2 separate regions of the Homo sapiens genome follow, and region 1 is linked to region 2. Evidence: chromatin loops called from intact Hi-C (ENCODE). Cell type or tissue: Caco-2. All regions are shown on one strand. Each heading gives the region's core, and the rest is flanking DNA. Links, peaks and the distances in the headings are about the cores only. Region 1 overlaps LOC105373897 (a long non-coding RNA gene). Region 2 overlaps EPHA4 (EPH receptor A4).

Region 1 (12,620 bases), core at 1,927-9,926, 68 kb before region 2:
AGTTTGAGACCAGCCTTACCAACATGGGGAACATGCTGGTCTCTACTAAAAATACAAAATTAGTCAGGCTTGTTGGCTGGTGCCTGTAATCCCAGCTACTTGGGAGGCCGAGGCAGGAGAATTGCTGGAAACTGGGAGGCTGAGGTTGCAGTGAGCCAAGATCATGCCACTGCACTCCAGCCTGGGCAACAAGAGTGAAACTTGGTCTCAAAAAAAAAAAAAAAAAAAAAAAAGAAGGAAAGACTCAATGACACATTATCATAAGGAAAGAAAACTTTACAATTAGCATATTTATAAGAGGCAAGTTAATGAGTTTTAGCTCAAGTAAGTTTCCAGTGTCTGTGTGTGGCTGGAAGCTGAGACTTAGCAAGAAAAGGCTGCAATGGATTGATAAGAGATGACTTGGGCAGACGAAAGTGTTGGTCATACAAGTAGAGAAGAAAAGTCTTATTTAAAAAGTTATCTGAGTACACAAAGCCAGAAAAAAACATGCTTATGAAAACAAAGCTTTGGAGCCAGATGGCTCTAGGTTCTAATCAGGGCTGTATAATTTACTATCTGTGCAACCTTGGGCAAATTACTTGGCCTCTCTGATCCTCTATCTGCCAAATAGGGAGAATGATTTTTTTCTATCTTGCAGCAATTTTGTGAGGATAAAATGAGGAATAGACATAGTACTCAGTAAATTTCAGCTGTAATCATTTCTATAGTTACTACTAATTTTATTATTCTTCTTATTATTATCATCTGCATAATTTAGCAGGGATATTGCCATTAAGCTACATGATTCATTGTAATTCTATTCAACATGATATATAAAGTACTTGCATGATCAACAGTACTGAATCTTAGGAAGAGATTTAATGTTTAGAAGATTTATTAGCTGAGGCATCGTTGTTCTTATGGCATTTTAAGTAAGTTATATTCTGGTTGTTCTTATTCATTCACATGAAGCGAGTTCTCCTTAGAGGCCTCCTGTCCTACTACGCAAATATAAAACAAAAAAGCCACTTGGCCTTTGTCTATCAGCTCAGAGAGTCATTTGAGCTCCCTTCTGTATGTAATACAAACCAGTTGAAAAAGAAACTAAGGACAATTATTCAGATAATTCAAGGAGCAAAAAAAACAAACAAAAAAACAAAAAAAAGAAATGAAAAACTTTATTGAATTATATTTTGTATGATGAGGCTCACCATGGAACTGTTCAACTACCAATTTCTTATAGTTTTACCACCTTTCTAGGCCTTCTAATTTTGGTTTTCTTGCTATTACAAAATGATATGTAGTGGTTGCCTAAATAGGCTTCTAAAATACAAAAATCTTGTTTATAGACATGGCTTAATACAGAAACACCTGAAATAATGCTCACAGTCTAAGATCATTAGGACAGAGAACCTTCTAGCTTGCTACACACTGGAATTCCCAATTGCATCTTCAAAGAAAGGTCTATGTTAGTGATTGCAGTCTGGATTTATAGACTGTTTTGGATTCTCACATCTCTATAGTCATTTGCATAGTACAAAAAACATGTTACATAAGAAGTCAGTCAAGCTAAATTATAGGCAGTTCTTTTCAATCAGGCCACTGCGGTTCTGTGTTGCTCAGTTCAGCTCCCTGTCTCCAACTGCTCAAATGTTGCCATGGTGACCGATTTTTGTCATGTACATTCCTAGGTCCCATGCAGCCCCCTCCTTCAGAGCACTTTGCCATCACGACAGCGACCGCTAGCTGTTATTATTTAATCTCCCCTTAGTAATACAGGTCACCTTTAAGGTGAATTCTTGAAACCCGAGTATAAATGATATGTTAGACAAATAAAAAAAAGTATACTAAATAAAATGATAATAGGAATGACCAAAAATTAGACTACTTAGCCTTCCATAAGCAGGAGCTCTATGAACTTACTCCCTTACTATTTTATAACTATATCACTATCCAGTTCATTGGAAGACAGATTTGATTCTTTTAAGACAAATGTAATAATGCGATTTAAAAACCATTGCGCTGAATTTGATCCACCATGCTGTAATCCATCTGATTGTTGAATTTTCCACTGTTATGACAGCTAAAAACAAACTCTCAGTATACTGGAAGAAGGAACTGAGGAATATAAAGACAGTCTAATTTATCCATATGCCTAAAAAGACAATGTCATATGGATAAACTAAATGTCACCTTTTTTTCCTTTTTAAATATTGTAGGCTGAACGTCTTTCAAATAAAAACACAACCTTAAGAAAATCACAAGAAACCAGATCAAAGACATAAATAGAACAAAATATGCACAAGAGATCTCATCCAAGATCAAAGATGTGAATGTAATTGCCATGAATAAGAAGTGCAGAGCTCACCAGAACAGAATGTCTTCGGTGCACAGAGAATTATACCCAAAAAAGAAAAAGAATAAAAGGAGGGGAAAAAAAGTATCTGGGAAATCAAACCCTCCACAGAGCAAGTAAAATGTCTTTATTTTCCCCTTAGCAGTAAGCAAAATTTCTATGCCGTCCCACTGAAATTACCAAATATGGGGCAATGCTTACCACATCCAAAAGAGAGAAGCATATCAGAATGCTGCCATTTTGTGGGCTAAGTACCTTTTTATGTTTTTTTCCTGCCAAAAAACCATCCCCAAATTTTTAATTTTTCAAAATCTTCCTCTATAAATCAACCTGGTACAGAGACAGTTTTCAAGAATGTGAAATGTTGAGGCAGCATTTGAGAGAGCAGCTTTGCTTGTTAAAATGAAGTAATTAATGCTTAAGGGAGAAATAAAAAAAAAAGTAGAGGGAGTTTCTTTTATTAAATATTTATCACTGGAGCCTTGGGTGGATGCCACTCAGAGAAGCAGTCGTTAGAGATGGGACATTGATTGAAGTGAATGTTAAGTAGTGCTTTACACTAAATAACGATTGCTGATTTCTTGGGAAAAAAAGTTCTTGAGATTCTTAGACCCTGTTCTTTCATAGTGCCTTACTGCATGTACTTAATTTTAAGTAATTCAGGCTTTTTAAAATGTACCTCTGCCTCTGACCTTATAGAACTTTCATCACATTCAAGTCAATGAACCTAACTCTCTTCTACCCACTCAACAGTAGCAGGATGCAGGAAGGAGGAGAGGGAGAGTGAGCAGGAAACAGAAACAGAGAGACAACTTGTGAGAACAGGTGCTGATCAGAAATGCAAGCTCATTTCTGCAGAAAGAGGAGGAATAGTAAATTAATACTCTATGATTTCACGTAGCCATCTAGGGGAAGACAAACTTATAACTCAGGTAAAGTTTGATCAGATGTCAACTCTGAAAGTAAATTTTCTGAATTTTGTTTTTGAAGCAAAAAACATTTGGGGAACCTAAACAATGCACTTCCTCGTGGTGTTTAGCCTTAAATATCTACATTAACATACACATACATTTTTACCCTTAGAATACAGGTATTACCATTGCAAATGGGTTTTTTAAAAAAAATACAAATTTGGGGCAATCTATCTCTATGAGGGTAATGTCTCCAACAAATGCACTTACATTCATCTTGAGACTATTTCTTATATTGTAGTATTATTATGGAAAGTGGTATTTTTATATCATTTTAGGTCCTGAGTCTTATCTGACTTTTATCTTGACCCAAGATCTTTACATGTTTAATGAGCTAATTTCCTAGACTCACTTCACCTGAAAGCAAAATTCAGCCTTCACTTGCATGAAACAAAGCACTATTCAAGGACACAGGATTCCTTACCACAGCAATTTCCATTGCAGTGTGAAAGCAAAAGAAAACTATTGCTACATCTTACATATTGCAAGAGACAATATAAGGTGGAAGGAGAATAGAAAATGTTATAAATAAACCCAGGATGTTGTAAGCAAGCCCTGAGTGACACTGGGGCTTGTGCCTCCTTAGCCCTAAGCATTTTGAGACAAACACATTTGTCCAGAGGAAGGAAGCCACCTCCCACTGGCAATATCCTTGTAATATTGATTGGAAAAATAAGCGTGGACTACGGATGAAGTGATTGCACCTCCTTCAGCTTCTAGAGTTTCTAAGGGAAACACTCTTTTCTCTAATCCATCTGTTCATGTTAACATTACAATGAGCAGCCTGCTTTGTATTTTCTGGAAGTTTAGAAATGTCAGTATAAGAAAAAAAAAAAGGACACTTTTCCATAGCCAAAAAAAGACAGTGTTTTACTAACATTGATCAGTAACACCTTTGGACCATTTCCTTGACAAACCAGTAAAATAGGTCTGGTAAAATGGAATTGCGTGCCTGTAAGTGATGCTAACACTGGGGTTCTGTTTCTCAACCCGAGGTGAACCTCCCCTCCACGCCCCACCACAGGACTTGTGACAGTGTCTGAAGACATTTTTGATAGACACAACTGGGTAGGGAGCGCTGCTGGCACCTACTAAGTAGAAATGAGAGACGCTGCTCAACATCCTGCAACACAGAGGACAGAGCCGCTACCTCCAAGAAAGAATTATTGTACCCAAAATGTCAGCGGTGTTGAAGTTGAGAATCCCTTCCATTTTCCCACCACTCACTCTTTCATTTCATGGAAGCAGTTTTTTACAAAGATATGAAGTTTTTGTTTACTTGGTCAGGCGCAGTGGTTCATGTCTGTAATCCTAGCACTTTGTGAGGCTGAAGCAGGAGGACTACTTGAGCCCAGTTCGAGACCAGCCTAGGCAACATGGTGAAACCCCATCTCTACAAAAAATACAAAAATGAGCCAGGCGTGGTGGTGTGTGCCTGTAGTTGCAGTTACTTGGGGGGCTGAGGTGGGAGAATTGCTTGAGCCTGGGAGGTCGAGACTGCACTGGGCCATGATTGTGCCACTGCACTCCAGCCTGAGAGACAGAGAGAGACCCTGTCTAAAAAGAACAAAAAACAGAAAACAATTTGAGTTTTCACAACTTTGCTTAGGTGTCTACTACATATTCATAATCCATTCATAGCAATGATGCTTATGATGCCTCTAATTCATGTGTTAAAAAAATTCAAAGTTTTATAAATATTCAGCTTGATTTTTGGACTCATAATTTAGTGACTGGACCTAAGCCCAAACCTTTTGTTGTGATGAGGTAGTTCTCCACACCGCTTTTCTTCTGCATTCCTATCATGAATTGGGATCTGGTGCCCAGAAAGGGCTTGGCAGCTCTGCAGCCCAGACTCCCACATTTTCCTTTGTGTGAGGACTTTTTGAAAGCCATCCTTACTAGAGATAGCATTTTTACTTTGGTAATTATTTGATTTTCACAGATTATGGCTTTTACAAAAAAAAAAAAGAAGAAGTAATTTCAACCACCTTTGTAGCCTATTTTCTGCTATAACACAAAGGCGGACTGGCGATTTTCTCAGAAAGCTCAAATATCTTTTTTGAACAAGACACTCGCTATGGTAGAAATTTCCAAAAAAGAATGTCCTCTTTTGGAGTCTTTTTGACTCATAGAGTTCTGCTAGTTGAGGTCAGAATGCTGCATGATTAGGAACTGACAGAGAAGGAGGCTGTTGAGTTTTGCCTGTGTGGTTTCATAGGGCATCCCATTAGAAGGCAATATCCTCTTTCAGATGTTTATAGTCCAATGAAAGAAATGCACCAGACAGTATCATGGCCACAGAGTCCATCCTTGGTCCACACACTTTGACAAAATTTATTGTGCAGTAAGTCATGAATAATTTAGTAACATGCAATGTACTAATTGTAAGTTATTTACTTCTAAGAATTCTAATTAAGACAAGTTAAGCACTACTTTTACTTGAAAATTTCTCTTATCTATTGTCAAACTACTCTGGAACTTTAGGCTACGTTTCTTTAATAATATTCTATAATCCAAAGTTGTCATGCAGTCATTCAAAATATGTATTGAGTGTACACTGCCTAATATATATATATTTTTTTCCTCTGCTTACTTCTGGATGTGGCAGTATGATCTATAAAGCAAAAATTCTTGGAAGCCTTTTATTTTTTCTTAAGTCAGTGTTTTCCAAAATATCCTGAGCATAAAGAATTATCTGGATGGCTTATTAAAAGAAAAGGCTCTGTAGCCCAAGACCTCTGTGGGAGGGTCTTAGGAATCCGTATTTTTTTTTTTTTTATTTTACTTAAAGTTCTGGGATACATGTGCTGAACGTGCAGGTTTGTTACATAGGTATACATGTGCCATGGTGGTTTGCTGCATGGGACCCAGAGATTCATGTGGCTTGCTAGGTTGAGAATGCCCAGAAAGAATGCATGTATATAGAAGACTTGAACAGACACTATTATAAACAATTAATGGATTGGGTATCTGTTCTTTGAAAAGTTGTTGGATACATATAGAGCACTTAGAAAAGTGTCTGGCACATAGTAAGCTCTTAATAAGTGTTGGATATTATTGTTTTCCCTTGTCATGCCTCAGTGTAGATTAGGGTTGTCATTTCCCTAAGTCAACCTTCAAAAACCATTAGCTCTTCTCAGTCAATGGCCCAGAGGCCTGTGTTTATTGGGTCCATAACTCCTTTTCTCCTTTTCCTCAGGTGCTTTTCCTAATTCCTTTCTGTTTTTCACTAACTCCCCTATTTTTAGTTGCTTTCTTATCTCTCTGTTAACTGAGTGTTCCTCCTGATACTGAGTTTTCCAAGAGTCTTTTCATTCTTCTAATTCCAAGAGTCTTTTAATTCTTTACCTGCACACAAGGAGTCCTTCCTGGGAATTCCAACATTCCGTTGATAATCATCAAGGTATGCGCCTTGATCCTACCTTCTAAGCCCAATTTTTCTGTAACCTGGAGTGTGAGGTTGACTATTTACAATTAATCCGAGACTTCTAAGGATTTGTCTGGCTTTTACCCTCTATAACTAGTGTTGCTTCAATCCATAAATGTTTAAACATTAGCTTGGAGTGTTTCATTTGAGTAGTTTAAAGCACCTACATGCTGCAAATATCATGGAGCATATGTTGAACTGGGAGTACCTGAATGGCATATTGCATTTTCTATAATTCAGAAGAAAATCCCTGTGCCCATTCACTGGCTTATCTATAACTGCAGCTTATGTTCTCTTTGAGCATAATGTTTGGAACAATCATTAGAAAGGAGCAGGAAAGGCTGTGTATAACCAATCTGCTCTTTTCCACATTACTCATCATTGCAGCTCTTCCGAAGAAAAAAACATTTACTTCATAAATCAGACATGTAAAATCTATGTCATTAAGCTAATGGGAGAAAATAAAGGAGAAGCTATAGCTTTGGCTATCAATTCATGTATATTTAACCTCTACACCTAATAGGAATTCTTATATTGTCAGGCTGCATTTTGCAACTGAAACATCACTTCACATTTTGTTAGGAATTCTTGTATGTATGCAAATGGCTTTATTCACAAAAAGAATATTTTTTCTTCGTAAAAATAATTTAATTCTGAAGCAGGTAAAAGAAAACAATTGCCTTTATCTTATTTACTGATTCTATCTTTTCAGATCTTAATGAAATATATTGGGGACACCTCAGGAAATTCCTAAATGTCCAGAGTAGCTACCATTACTGTGTTAAAAGAGGTTAAACTGCCCAAAGCCATAATTTCAAGTCTTAATTGAATGCTAGCAATTCAACCATGAGCAGGATCCCAGAAGAATGGAGAGGTTCTCTGTGAGCTTCACACAATGGGAATGCGTGGGCAGATGCCATCTGCAGCTCAGGGGTGGGGAAACAAAAAGACATTTGAGGAAGAGGGAATTTCTTACAGATATGATATAATGGGAAAGATCTGAAAGTCATCCATCATGTCTGTGACAATCATCACACCCAACAACAGCCAGAAGCCACGACATGTCACGTACCACCTGCGGCGTGTCAGGCCTTCTGCATCAGCACTTCTGTGCATCCTGCCACCTCCCCTTTGTTGCCCACTCCGCTGCACTGCATGGGGGGCTCGAGAATGCCCCCGCCTGACCCTGCCCCCAACATTTGCTAATGCAGGCTTTATTATCACACACCCCAACAGGCACTTAGTACACATTCATCTGGTGACACGGATTGACAATCGGCGCTGAACCAGGATGCCAGTGCCACCAGATGTTGCTGCATCTCATAAATTGAGTTAGCACAACTACACTGGTCCGAGAGGGTCAGAACAATGCAGCCCGGCAAAGGCGATGGTTACTTGGACGCTCTCATGTGGGCAGCTGCTGAGAGACGCAGAGAATGGGCCAAGCCGTCCATCCACTTCCTTTCAGTTTTCCTTAGAAGCCTCCCTTTTAAGTAATTTTCTCAAAAAAATGGGATACAGATTGGGTTAAGAGCAGAGCAAGAACAAAAATACAAGCTATGTTTTTACATCACTATGCATTAACAACCTGTAACTTATACCCAAGTGTTGTTCCTTTGATTTCAGAGAACCCCATGGCACATATACACACACATACACAGGCACTCACCCATTTAATGTGTGATGGTAGGATGTGTTATAGTTAAATTTGGATTCTATTCTCCTGCTTTAACCTCTGCATACTATTTGTCTCTATCTCATCTTCTCAACAAAATGACAATCTCCAAATGCAGGTACCATGGGCAGTGGTTCCCCTTTGGCCCTAATACAATACTAAACACATACTAGTTGCTTAATGACTGATCAGTATATTTTTGTTTAGTCGATTGGTTCTTATTTTTAAAAATATTTTCAAGGCCATGTAAGAAAACTGAAGACAACTTACAGAGTGAGAAAACCAAGGTTTGGAAATTGCTGGCCTGGACCATACTAAAAATGATCAGGCCAAGCAGTTAGATTTTATCACTCGAATTGAGGATATCAGGAGCCTGAAATTCCTATGCAAGTTCAGAATGATTTTTCAAGTTAATATCCTAAAAATTGTGCCAACATTTCATGATCCAGTCTTGTTTATAACCACAGTATAAAGAAACCATTTGCAGGTGCATCTAGGGGTATTGGTTACTAACGCATAGAAATCTATAAAATCTGCAAATAAAAGACACTTCTCCAGAGCAGTAACTTCATTGAGTGTAAAATAATTGGAACTCTTGCTAAATGAATAAATTGTTGTGTTTAGAAACAACCCTAGAAAAATGCCAGCCATATCCTGAAGCTGGCACTTCAAGATGATCAGGGAAAACCCGTCTTACCTAGGTATAGTGTTAATGTCTACACTGATGTCCTTTGAACTTGTCCATATTAATTACTTTTTACATCTTATTATTATTGTTTTTTCTAGCATTTTATGAATCTTAATCATACACATAAAAAGAGTTAAACTATATTTTGGTCAAGTTATTATATCCGTTCCTGAATATATTCTCTTGTTTGAGTTGTATACGTTGCTACAATTTTAACATCATATTGCATTTAAAACAACATTTATTTGGGACATGGATGCAATAAAAATATTTCATATTTACTATGTATACAAATGGTAGAGAGATGTCATGATGGATATAACAGGTTCTTCCTCTTTTTGATGGAAAGTTTACATTTAGTTTGTATATATAAATTGTGGACCAAAGTGTGGGTGGTGAAAGAGAACAAAAACAAAGTCAAGCATATGATTGTTAGTGATTATTAAGAACAAATTTGGAGTTATTTAAGACACAGTAATTATAGTATATCTGAACCTGGTTCTTAAACTGTAAGTCAAACAAAAAATGTAACCTAAGGACAATAAGAATTTATTGAATGTGTGTTTCCAATAAACAAAGTTTACATGTTAGAATTAAACTATGATTTAAATAACTAGATTAAATGCAGGCAAGAAATTATGTTAAAACAAATTAATTTGTGGGGTTTTGTTGTTGTTCTTGTTTGAGACAGAGTCTCGCTCTGTCACCCAGGCAGGAGTGCAGTGGCGTGATCTTGGCTCACTGTAACCTCCACCTCCTGGGGTCAAGCGATTCTCCTACCTCAGCCTCCTGAGTAGCTGGGATTACAGGTGTGTGCCACCATGTCCGGCTAATTGTTGTATTTTCAGTAGAGATGGGGTTTCACCATGCTAGCAAGGCTGCTCTTGAACTCCTGACCTCGTGATCTACCGGCCTCGGCTTCTCAAAGTGCTGGGATTATAGGCATGAGCCACTGCACCTGGCCTTAATTTGTGTTTTGAATATCTGTTCCTTTTTAATAGGGCACTTAGAAACTGACATTCTAATTTTGAAGAGCCAAGTTTTGTTTGAACTCAGGATAAAAATATACATGGCAATGCAATGTATATATTACATATATAAACACCAAGGGTACACCACAGGGCATGTGATGTATATGATATACCACCTCATCCAAGTGGCCTTGTCTGACACCCTATTCCTGTAACAGAAACCACTCATCTTATTTATTACATTATGTGATTTGTTCATTTGTGTTTTCGTCCCTCTCTCACTAAATTTACCTCTAAGAGGACAGAGACTTTGTCGCTCTGGTCCTTACAACATTGTGTTAAGTGCTTTGGACCTTACAGCATTCCTAGCACATAACACAATGCATGGCACTCAAAAGCTACGTATGAATGTTTGAATATATGTGGAATGCACATGCTCTTTTCTGAAAAGATAAAGATCTGTGATCTTATAATGTCAGTAATAATGTAAAATATTTCATTCAAATTAAATGCTTTTCATGAAATATTTTAGTATGCATTTCACAAATAATCTTTTTCAGTGAATCCTTTTCAATAAGTACTTTTCCATAGAGCAACTGAAAAGGGAACATGAAAGGAGGTTTAGATAAACCACAATAAAGCTTTATCATTAAAATTTCTGAAATCCTCAAGGTATTATTCCATGACTCACAAAATAAAGGCCTATAAAATCAATTAAATGAAACCAAGTTCAGCATATTGTATTCAATACTTAGATTTTCTGAATTTTATATGAAGTTCGTTTGCCAACATGGATGTATTATTTATGCCTGTATTAAATTTGCTTATGGTAACAACTACAATAATGAAAGGGGAGATTTTCTTGATTACAGAGAGTAGCATATATACTGTTTTAAAAGTTTCAGTGAATGTGTGTAATTTTAGAATAAAATAATTTTAAAATATTTTAGAATACTTTAGAATAAATTTATACTTTTTTCTAAAATTACACACATTCACTGAAACTTTTCAAACAGTATATAGCCAGGCATGATGGCCCACATCTGTAATTTCAACACTGTGGGAAGTCAAGGTGGGCAGACCACCTGAGGTCGGGAATTTGAGACCAGCCTGACCAACATGGAGAAACCCCATCTCTACTAAAAACAAAAAATTAGCCTGGCGTGGTAGTGCATGCCTGTAATCCCAGCTACTCAGGAGGCTGAGGCAGGAGAACCGCTTGAACCTGGGAGGTGGAGGTTGCAGTGAGCTGAGATAGTGCCATTGCCCTCCAGCCTGGGCAACAAGAGTGAAACTCCATCTCAAAAACAAACCAAAAAAAAAGCAGGATATATGCTACTCTCTGTGATCAAGAGAGTAGCATATAAAACTTTTAGAATAAAAGTTGCAGTGAATATGTGTAATTTTAGAACACAAATTTTAAAAATAAAATTTTATAATAAAATGTAGAATAAATTAACAATCTGAAATTTTTGTACCTGGTAATTATCTCTGATTCTAGTAAACCCTAAATGCATAGACAGATGGACATGTTGATAAAAATGGAAAGTAAATTCAAAAACGAAAGATTTTAGTTGTTGAAAAGTCTTGCCTCTAAGGGACTCAAGATTATACATCAAACAAACTTTTAAAAGTAGATGATTCCATAGACTTTTAGTGTATTAAAATACACTTTTCATACAAATTGTCTAAGATATTCCCCCTCAGCTGCACTTACTTAAGACTATTACAGTCCTCTGGCTTCGACATCCTAACAACTGACTCAGGCAATTGGCAAACAGCCAGTGTTACACAGTCCCACACCCATGAGTGATGCGTTTTAAAAATTGTGCACTATGTAATTCTGGAATTCTCTTTTTGAGAGAAGACCAAAACAGCGTGATATTTTATTTTCCAGATTTTGCCTTTCTTTGGACAAAATTTACTAATTGTTTTGCAAAAAGTAATACATATTTATAGGAGTCAAACATCAAAAAGTACTAAAGGCATATCATGACCCCCTTCTCTTACAAAGTTTTTTGTTTTGTTTTGTTTGTTGAGACGGAGTTTTGCTCTTGTTGCCCAGGCTGGAGTGCAATGGCGTGATCTCAGTTCACCTCAACTTCTGCCTCCCAGGTCCAAGTGATTCTCCTACCTTAGCCTCCCGAGTAGCTGGGATTACAGGCATGCACCACCACGCCCAGCTAATTTTGTATTTTTAGTAGAGACAGAGTTTCACCATGTTGGCCAGGCTAGTCTCGAATTCCCGACCTACGTGATCCAACCGCCTTGGCCTCCCAAAGTGCTGAGATTACAGGCGTGAGCCACCGTGCCCTGCCCAAAGTTTTTTTTTAAGTTGGCTTTCCTGTTTCATGAAGAAGTAAATTGGCATCTTTATTTTCTGTTCCATGTTTTGCTCTTGAGATTTCTAAGAAGAGATGCTTACAGCACTATGTTCATCCCAAAAGTTTGCCTTCTTGTTTGAAGATCAAACCAGGGCCTTTAGCCTGGCGCTGTGGATCATGCCTGTCATCCCAGCACTTTGGGAGGCTGAGGCAGGTAGACTGT
Region 2 (8,000 bases), core at 1-8,000:
CACTCCAAAATGAAATACAACTTTTGTCATGTCACCAGATTGGAATTCATTGACAATACATTAACATGCCAAAAATAATATTACACACAAGAATAATGTAGAAATAAATTACAGGTAGAGCAGTATCCCTAAGGAGATTTTCATTTGTGTCCTATAACAGAAGACTTATAACCCTACTCATACATCTGTTTCATCCCACTACGTTTTAGACTCTTCGTTCAATTCAATAAATTACTCATTTTGCCACACACTCAGCACTCTGTCAGTTTTGCTGGGCAGTATACTTACACAAAAGAGTCTGTATAATTCTAAAGTATAACCCCCCCTTTTTTTTTAGCAAACAAATACAGAGACTTTCATGCAAATGAATCCTTGAAAAAGATAGTCTGGATAACTGTAAGGCTGCCACAACTTTTGTGGAAATGTTTTGGAACTGTCTTCTTCAAAATGTCTGGGACCTTCTTTTTATTGATAATCTCCTCCTCCTCCTTCTTCGTCATCGTCATCTTTGTCTTTCTTCTTCCTTCTTTCTTCTTCTTCTTTTCGATGGAATCTCACTCTATTGCCTAGGCTAGAGTGCAATGGCACCATCATAGCTCATTGCAGCCTCCAACTCTTAGGTTCAAATGATCCTCCGGCCTCAGCCTCCTGAGTAGCTAGGGCTACAGGTGTGCACCACTGCACCTTGCTAAATTTTTAATTTTTTGTAGAGATGAGTGGTCTTATTTTGTGGCCCTGGCTAGTCCTAAACTCCTGGCTTCAAGCACTGTTCACCTCCTTGGCCTCCCAAAGTACTTGCATTACAGATGTGAGCCACTGTGCCAGGCCTGGGGCCTTCTTTTTAAATGTGCTTAGTTCTGAACAATTTTGTCCCTTAAGGTGGATTTAATTTTTGGAAATCAAATAATTCACTGACCAGGCTATTGATAAATGAGATCAGCCATACTGGGTAATATTGGGTTTTACTCAAGAACAATGAGTGATTGCAAAGTAACAGACTATTTTTAGGAGTGACTTTTAAATTGCTTTGAGTGTACTTTCAAGAGAAGTATTTGGAGCACTGAGAACATAAGTGGAAGAAGAATGTGGAAGATCTCCAGCATCCTTGGATTTAGCTGTCAATTACAATGCTACTTCCATGAGAGAAGGCTTTGTTTTTTGGGCCTTGCTTGTTTTTTGCAGGACTCTCAGAGCCTAAAACTGAGCCTGACACACAGTTGTTATTGAAAGGAATGAATGAATGGATTAAATGCAACAGTTCACAAATGCATTCAAAGTCCCACGGCATAGAGATTTCTCTCTCTCTCTTTGTTTTAGCCTTTATGGCATTAATTTAAAATAATTTATGTTAAGGTCGCTATGTATTTACCTGATGAGAACTTGGCTTTGTGCTAAGCACTTTATTTTCAGTATTTCATTGTGTCACCATGACTTGGTGAAATAGTGACTGTCATTATCCTCTTTTCATAGATGAGGAAACTAAAGCCCAGAGAAGCTAAGCAGCTTGCCCAAAGTCACACAGCTAATAGGTGAGGAGTCTGGATTCAACCTGCAAAGTCTGGCCACTGACCAAGCCTTCACCCTTAACTACAAATCTGGGCTGCTTTTCAGCACATCTTTGTTGTCCTGATTTGGTCATATTCTCACATTATGTTTCAATCATTCTAAACTGGGTATATAATAACCCCCTTTGAGAGACAAGGGAATTGACCAAAGTACATTGTTTAGAGGGATTTTCTGAAGAATGACTTCATGGATGAAGCATGGACTTATTATTACCTCCTTATGGCCTCTGTCTCCAAATGTAATCACATTGGGGGTTAGGGCTTAATTATTGGGAATTAATGAGGATTTGGGGAAACATCTTTCAAGAATGCCAGGGTCTAGTGCAGAGCATCGTAAGGCCGGTAATCTGGAGGGCAGCCTTCAGTGAGCAGGTTCGCATTCTAGTACAGGGATTAAAAACCATTTCTCATTTAAAGCCCACATTTCCAAAAGGCTTATAATCTTTAGAGGAATACAATACAAGAGGGTGGGAGACTGTTTCTAATTTTTATTCTGAATAATTATCTGATCTGATCATGGACAAGTTCCTTAGGCTGCCACATTAGTTTCCTCATCTAGAAAATAGCTAACTGGACAAGGTCATCCACAGGGTGCCCGGTAGCTCTTAAGTGTCAAAATGAGTGATAAGATAAAGTGCTCTTTTGCCAAAGATAAGAAGGACTATCTTTGTTGACAGTTATCTAGAAAGGCTTCCAAGAATAGGAACTTGGTAAACTGTAGTTAAATAAAGCTGGTAAAAGAGGAATGAATATCCCTTGAGCCAAGAACAGGAGTTAGCTGCCACACCCTGGGGTTGAAGAGACTGGGTAGGTAGGTGGAGCTGAGTTTTGAAAGATTTTTGAAGAGCAGAGGAAGAGTTTGGTCTCTACCCCTGGCTCGTTCATCAGATATTTCTTGATTGCCATCTATCTTCCAGCCATTGAGAGCCATTGATCATGTAAGATTCTTTCCCTACTGGAGTTGGGAAAGATATTTCATCCAACCAAAGGGAATGTGCCCTTGATATGAAGATTTGTAATGTTTACCAAAAAATCTTTGTTCTACCACTTTAGGCATAGAAGAAGAAGATAAGAAAAGCCTCACAGTAAAGTTGACTTGCAGGTTATATTTAAAGGATGATTGTCTTTATTTGAACAAAAGGAGAAAATAACAAATCCGTTGTTTGAAGAGGAAAAAAAACAGAAAAAAAGAAGTGCCTTTGATTTGGCATAATTGATGCTTTATTGCTTTGTAGATAGGTGGTTTAGGGCATTGGACAAAAGACGATAATGTTTATTTAGATTTGGGATTTGGGACTGTTCTAGAAAGTCAATATATGGTTGTTACTTTTAGTAGCTGTAAGAATGGCATAAGATAACTTAGTGGAAGGTAAGTGCTTTCTGAGCTTTTCTGTCTGATGATGAACCCTAGTGGTTGCAAAAATGAGTTTATACCTTAGAATCATTTGAGGTACTGATTACAAATGTACACTTTTAACATCAATCCTCAAGACTTTAGAGTTTGGAGTCTGTGATCTGAATTTTTCACAAGCTCCTAGGTGGTTCTGATTAATTTAGGTTGAGGAACAGCATTTTGGAAGCCACAGGTAAACTTGTGTATTGCCCACACCACTAAGGCTGACTCTGGATGACACCCAGTTGAAAGTGATTTCCAGGTTCCCTTGCTAAGTAAAAGATCCAAGAGAGAGAATAGTGCTGCTTATTTCTTTTTAACTGGATAAGATTGAAAAGGTCTGTGGATCCAATAGCGATGGAGAACGTGCAGAAGCTGCACCCCGAATTGCCGATGAAGTTAATCCCAGACAGCTAGAAATTAGCCAGTATAGCACATATGCTTAGATTGGATGCTGTGAATATATGCTTTCTGGTCAACAAAAAAGTTAAATCATGTAGATGCTCAAGTGAAGAGCACCTCTGTCGACTGGAAAGAGTTGAGTTATTTACCTTTTTTCCCCCAGAAACTGTTTCTTGAGGTGGAAAAGCAACTGGAAGTACAACTACACAGAACTGAAAGGCTATTGAGTTTGATTATGGGCATAAAATTAAATTTTCAGCTAAATGTGACAGCCCTAGTAGAACAAAGAAGAACCAATCAAAAAGTTATTGACTATTGAGACTTTTAGACAGAGCTAACAAATTGACCATGGGTTCCAGGGATAGTCACAGCCTGGAAGTTGCTTATTCTCTTTCTTCTAAAAGGTAGGGAAGTTCACACAACCACAGCCACTGTAGCCAGGCCAGGGAAGAAGGCCAATTTAGGCATTTACCAGCATGTGCAAGATGCAGTTTTTCATCTGAGGGGGTGAGACCTTTTCTAGGTGCCTGTGTTAGAACTTGGAGCACTTGCAGGTAATGAGAACGCATTCCAATACAAGAAAAACCTATTTAGGGCAGTACTGGATATGGATTAGCCAAGAAGATCCACAGATCAAAATAGAATCCAGGGCAGAAACAGAGCAGAGAAATTTCCCAGAGCCACTTATGGGTAAGTGGAACACCAATGATTTACTAATTACAGGCATGTTTTTGCACAAATTCATTTTTTAGTAAACAAGATATGCTTTATGCTACTTGCAGGCCATTCTTAAATCATTCTTTTGGGAATCCTTATAAAGACATCAGTTAAAAATCTCATCTGTTATCCTTCAAGAGAAGTAGTTGGCATGATTTTTGAAATTGAGTCCCTGCCTACCTAGATTCAACAGATTAAATATGAATTATCAGTGGATAATTACCTAGGGCTGTTCTTATATGTATATTTTATTTCCTTAAGTGTGAAGCACATGGAGTGTCACGCAGATGTGGGAAAAGGTAACTCACAAGGATCTTTTGCCCAGAACTCTTCTGGTAGGGCGCTGCTGGCTCTTCCAGTATGCACCCAAGGTGGCAAAGAGTCTGCCTGTCAATGGTATCCAGAAGTGACAGTGGGGATAGCCCTGGAGAAGGTTGTTTGGATTTTCATAAGGGAGAGATTCTCTCTCTGATCTTTATAATCTGAATCCTACCCTCACAGGCTTTTTTTTTTTTTTTTTTTTTTTTTTTGACACTAGTCACAAAATTAACAGTCAGGATGCTTTTGAAATCAGAACAATTTCCCTGGAGGAGGCACAGCCCCCGGTACCATCATTATTATATATGTTTTGAAACTCCATAGACTGGAACTCGTTCAGCGTGCTGTAATCTGTGTGTTTAGAAGCTGTATTGACTTTAGGAGTCACACAGATGGGTGTAGACCCATGTTTCAACATTTTTCTTTCAGGGACACACCTTTGAAATTCTGCTTGGAACATATCAGCTTCCTCCTCCCTCCGAGTCATCAGCCATCTCAGTGAATAGCGCATCTGCATCCTTTATTGATACATACGGGGGCAGGGGTGAGGGCAGTTACTGCCTCTGCCTCTGTTTTCTCATTCAAATATTAGCAAAGGTCCACAAACAGAAATAGAGAAACCAGATTAAAGAGGACAGATTGTATTTATGGTAGGCTGTAACACATTTTGATCAACAACAACAAAAAAGTTTTTGGAGCTATGGGGCTGCCTGATGGTAGGATACATACTGGGTTTATTATAATGCATGTACATTGTTCAATGTAACTTTCCCATCATTTTTATGCCAAGGCCATATGTATGGCTCAGATGAAATGTAACTGGCAATTTTTCATTGTTGTTGTTCTTTATTTACCTTTCTCTTTTAATCATCTCCCTGTTCCAACTAAACAAATCACCCCCAAAAGCCAGTGATTAAACACAAGTGAGTTCAAAGAGCCAAGGCAAGTCTGCCCAAGAGTGGCCGACTCCCCCTACAGAAGGCCAAGTCTGCCAATTGCAGTCTTCACTCAGAGCCTGGTAGTAAAACTGCTGAGAATAAGGTGGTTTCAGAGGCAAACAGTCACCTGGCCCAGAGGGCTTCTGCAATGGAGCCCCCTCAGAAGGGCTAGGCTATGTGAGAAGTGGTGGGTGTTGGCCGTGTCAAACAGCTCCTTCCAGTAGGCATCCAGGAACTGAGTGGTGTGCACCCCTTAGGAGGCCAAGCCTAAGGCACCAGCTACAGACAAGGTGCCCAGGTGGCAGAATGCAGCCCCTGGCCCGGCCAAGGCTGTGTGGATCTATAACAGACAATTTTGGCATGACTGCATTGACTTTCACTCTGGTCTTCTGGGTTCTAAAATGTTGGTTCCTTAAGTAGGAACTAAAAGTTAATATCTGCCCTTGTGATGACTAGGAATTTGGTTAATTCATGTGCCTGCTTAGCAAATTAAAATGGCCAGTAATCAGAACTAGAATGTTAAATCTCAACTGATCTGAGTTTTTCTCATCTTTTGATAGAATAAATTGAACTATCTGGCTGGGCACAGTGGCTCACACCTGTCATCCCAGCAGTTTGGGAGGCTAAGGCAGTCAGATTACCTGAGTTCAGGAGTTTTAGACCAGTCTGGCCATTATGGTGAAACCCCGTCTCTACTAAAAATACAAAAATTAGCCACGCATGGCAGCACGTGCCTATAATCCCAGCTACTCTGGAGGCTGAGGCAGGAGAATTGCTTGAACCCTGGAGGCAGAGCTTGCAGTGAGCCAAGATCATGCCACTGCACTCCAGCCTGGGCGACAGAGTGAGACCCTGTCTCAAAAAAAAAAAAAAGAATAAATTGAAATATCTGTGTGACAATTGCCTGGTGTTTGAAATTCCCCTTTTCAAACATCCCAGCATATTTGGTTTGTCTCAGTGAGCTCTCCTTTGAAAGAGCACTGGCTACTCCCTTGGTAAAAGAAAGGGGTCAGTGATGGGGCTGCAGGTCCTTGTTCCTGACACGTTTTCCTTGGGAAATTCAGTACAAGGTATTTCGTCTCTCATTCAGTCATCCCTTTGCTCAGCAAATATTTGTCTTTAAAGACTCTCACGTTCTCTGAGAAAAAAATCATGGCCTTCGCACAAAAACAAGAAGATTCTATTTAGATTTGAATAACTAATGTAAACAATAAAAATAAAATAGACATTTACATATTTTATCTATATCTAGATACATAGAAATTAGGCCGAATGTATGTGTGAGACAGATAGATGAGTATAACTGTTTTCATCCTATTTATATTGGCTTTGTTCTTCAAAGAAAAAAAAAGCTTTTTAGATACTACACCAATGAAGAAAAAGGTATCATCTAGAATCAGCCCTGAGATGAAAAAGAAGTGTGCTTATTTATATAGGAAGTAGCTTTGCATACTTTTCCTTTCTGTTATTGTTCAATCTTGAATTAAACTGTCTTTTATTTTTCTACTTCCATTTGTGATTACTATGAAATTTCTGCCTAAGGGCTGCCAGGAATTTTGTAAAAATTAAACAATACAAAATTCTTTGAAAGAGGATTTTGAGTCCCAGGCATGCTGACTTTTTAAGCTCAAAAAGTACGCGTGGCTTTTGCAAGCAGAAGCAAGTCCTAATGCTTTGAAGAATGTAAAATATAATCAGTATTTCAGAGGCATTGAGGTGGTTAATCTATTAATCTATACTAGGGTAATAAACCTACCAGTATAAACATCTGCTAACTAGAATTTGGAGCTCTCACCTTACCTTAGAGAGAAAGTTTAACCTAATTCTGCAGTTTCAATACTAATCATGGGTTAGATTTTTTTCATTGTAGATCTCACTTGTCCTTGCTTTCTTGAGTAGTCTTAGAGCGTATTTGTTTGCTGCAATTAAAGCAGCCGTAGTCTGATTATTTTCTTAACTTGATTGTAACTGGGTACACTTGGCTGATCATGTGACTCTCTAAATTAGCTGTTATAAGTTAATTCCCAAGCCTTTGAGGTGTCAACTCTGTCCTCAGCCACTTAGAGCTAATATTTGAAGGACCTCCAGGGTACTTGGAGGGGGAGGTGGTGGTGCTTCAAGAATCCCATTTGCCCACAGCACAGTGGAGGAGTACGATCTGGGCTGTGTAGGAGGTGCTGATTTTTGGACTGAAAAAGCACTGACCCCCTGCAGACCACGATGTCCTGCTGTGATTCTTCCCTTGTTTGAGGCAGGGCTACAGATACACCCCATGGAGCCAGAGAACAGAATTCCATGTGTCCCCCAAACCCAAATCATATACCCAAAGCCCTCAGCCCTCAGATTTAAGAATTCCTAGCCTAGTAGCTTTTTCGGGTGGTTTCTCTGCTCCCAAGAAGGATGTCCAGGAGGTCCATGGGCCCCCAGTCCCCCTACTTCTTGCAGGGTGCTGCCCTGTGGCAGAGCCACCTCTACCTTCATGCCTGCTGCAGGGATTCACCCATCCTTAAGTCCTCCAGCCCGTTGCTGGTTTGCTCCATTCTAGAATTTGCTTCCTACTGCGCGCAAATGTTTCATGTTAGAGAATGGTAACTGCCATCTCTATAATGGTTAATGCCGAACATGACTGCAGATGAAAGTAACAGTGTGATCACATCCTTTCTCTTC

The links. A loop is a pair of places that touch in the nucleus more often than their neighbours do. Peaks named below come from ENCODE experiments on the same cell type or tissue, not always from the same donor. Only the 100,000 strongest peaks of a DNase experiment are listed, where the experiment ranks them.
Region 1: a loop joins it to region 2, with 8 times the contacts of the local background. A loop is called at or near these places in 2 of 110 quality-filtered maps.

Annotation. Positions count from the first base shown.
Region 1 is chr2:221,595,626-221,608,245 of GRCh38, reverse strand. The region is part of intron 1 of LOC105373897 (a long non-coding RNA gene); the gene reads left to right. Among named protein-coding and RNA genes, the nearest start is that of EPHA4, 30 kb to the right of the region's middle. RefSeq lists an enhancer at 7,898-8,401. In Caco-2, for the core only: no CTCF peak of the experiment used is centred there; a DNase peak (open chromatin) is centred at 6,713.
Region 2 is chr2:221,530,333-221,538,332 of GRCh38, reverse strand. The region is part of intron 3 of EPHA4 (EPH receptor A4); the gene reads left to right. It also overlaps the pseudogene TMEM256P2. Among named protein-coding and RNA genes, the nearest start is that of EPHA4, 38 kb to the left of the region's middle. In Caco-2, for the core only: a CTCF peak has its summit at 3,048; DNase peaks (open chromatin) are centred at 2,352 and 4,872.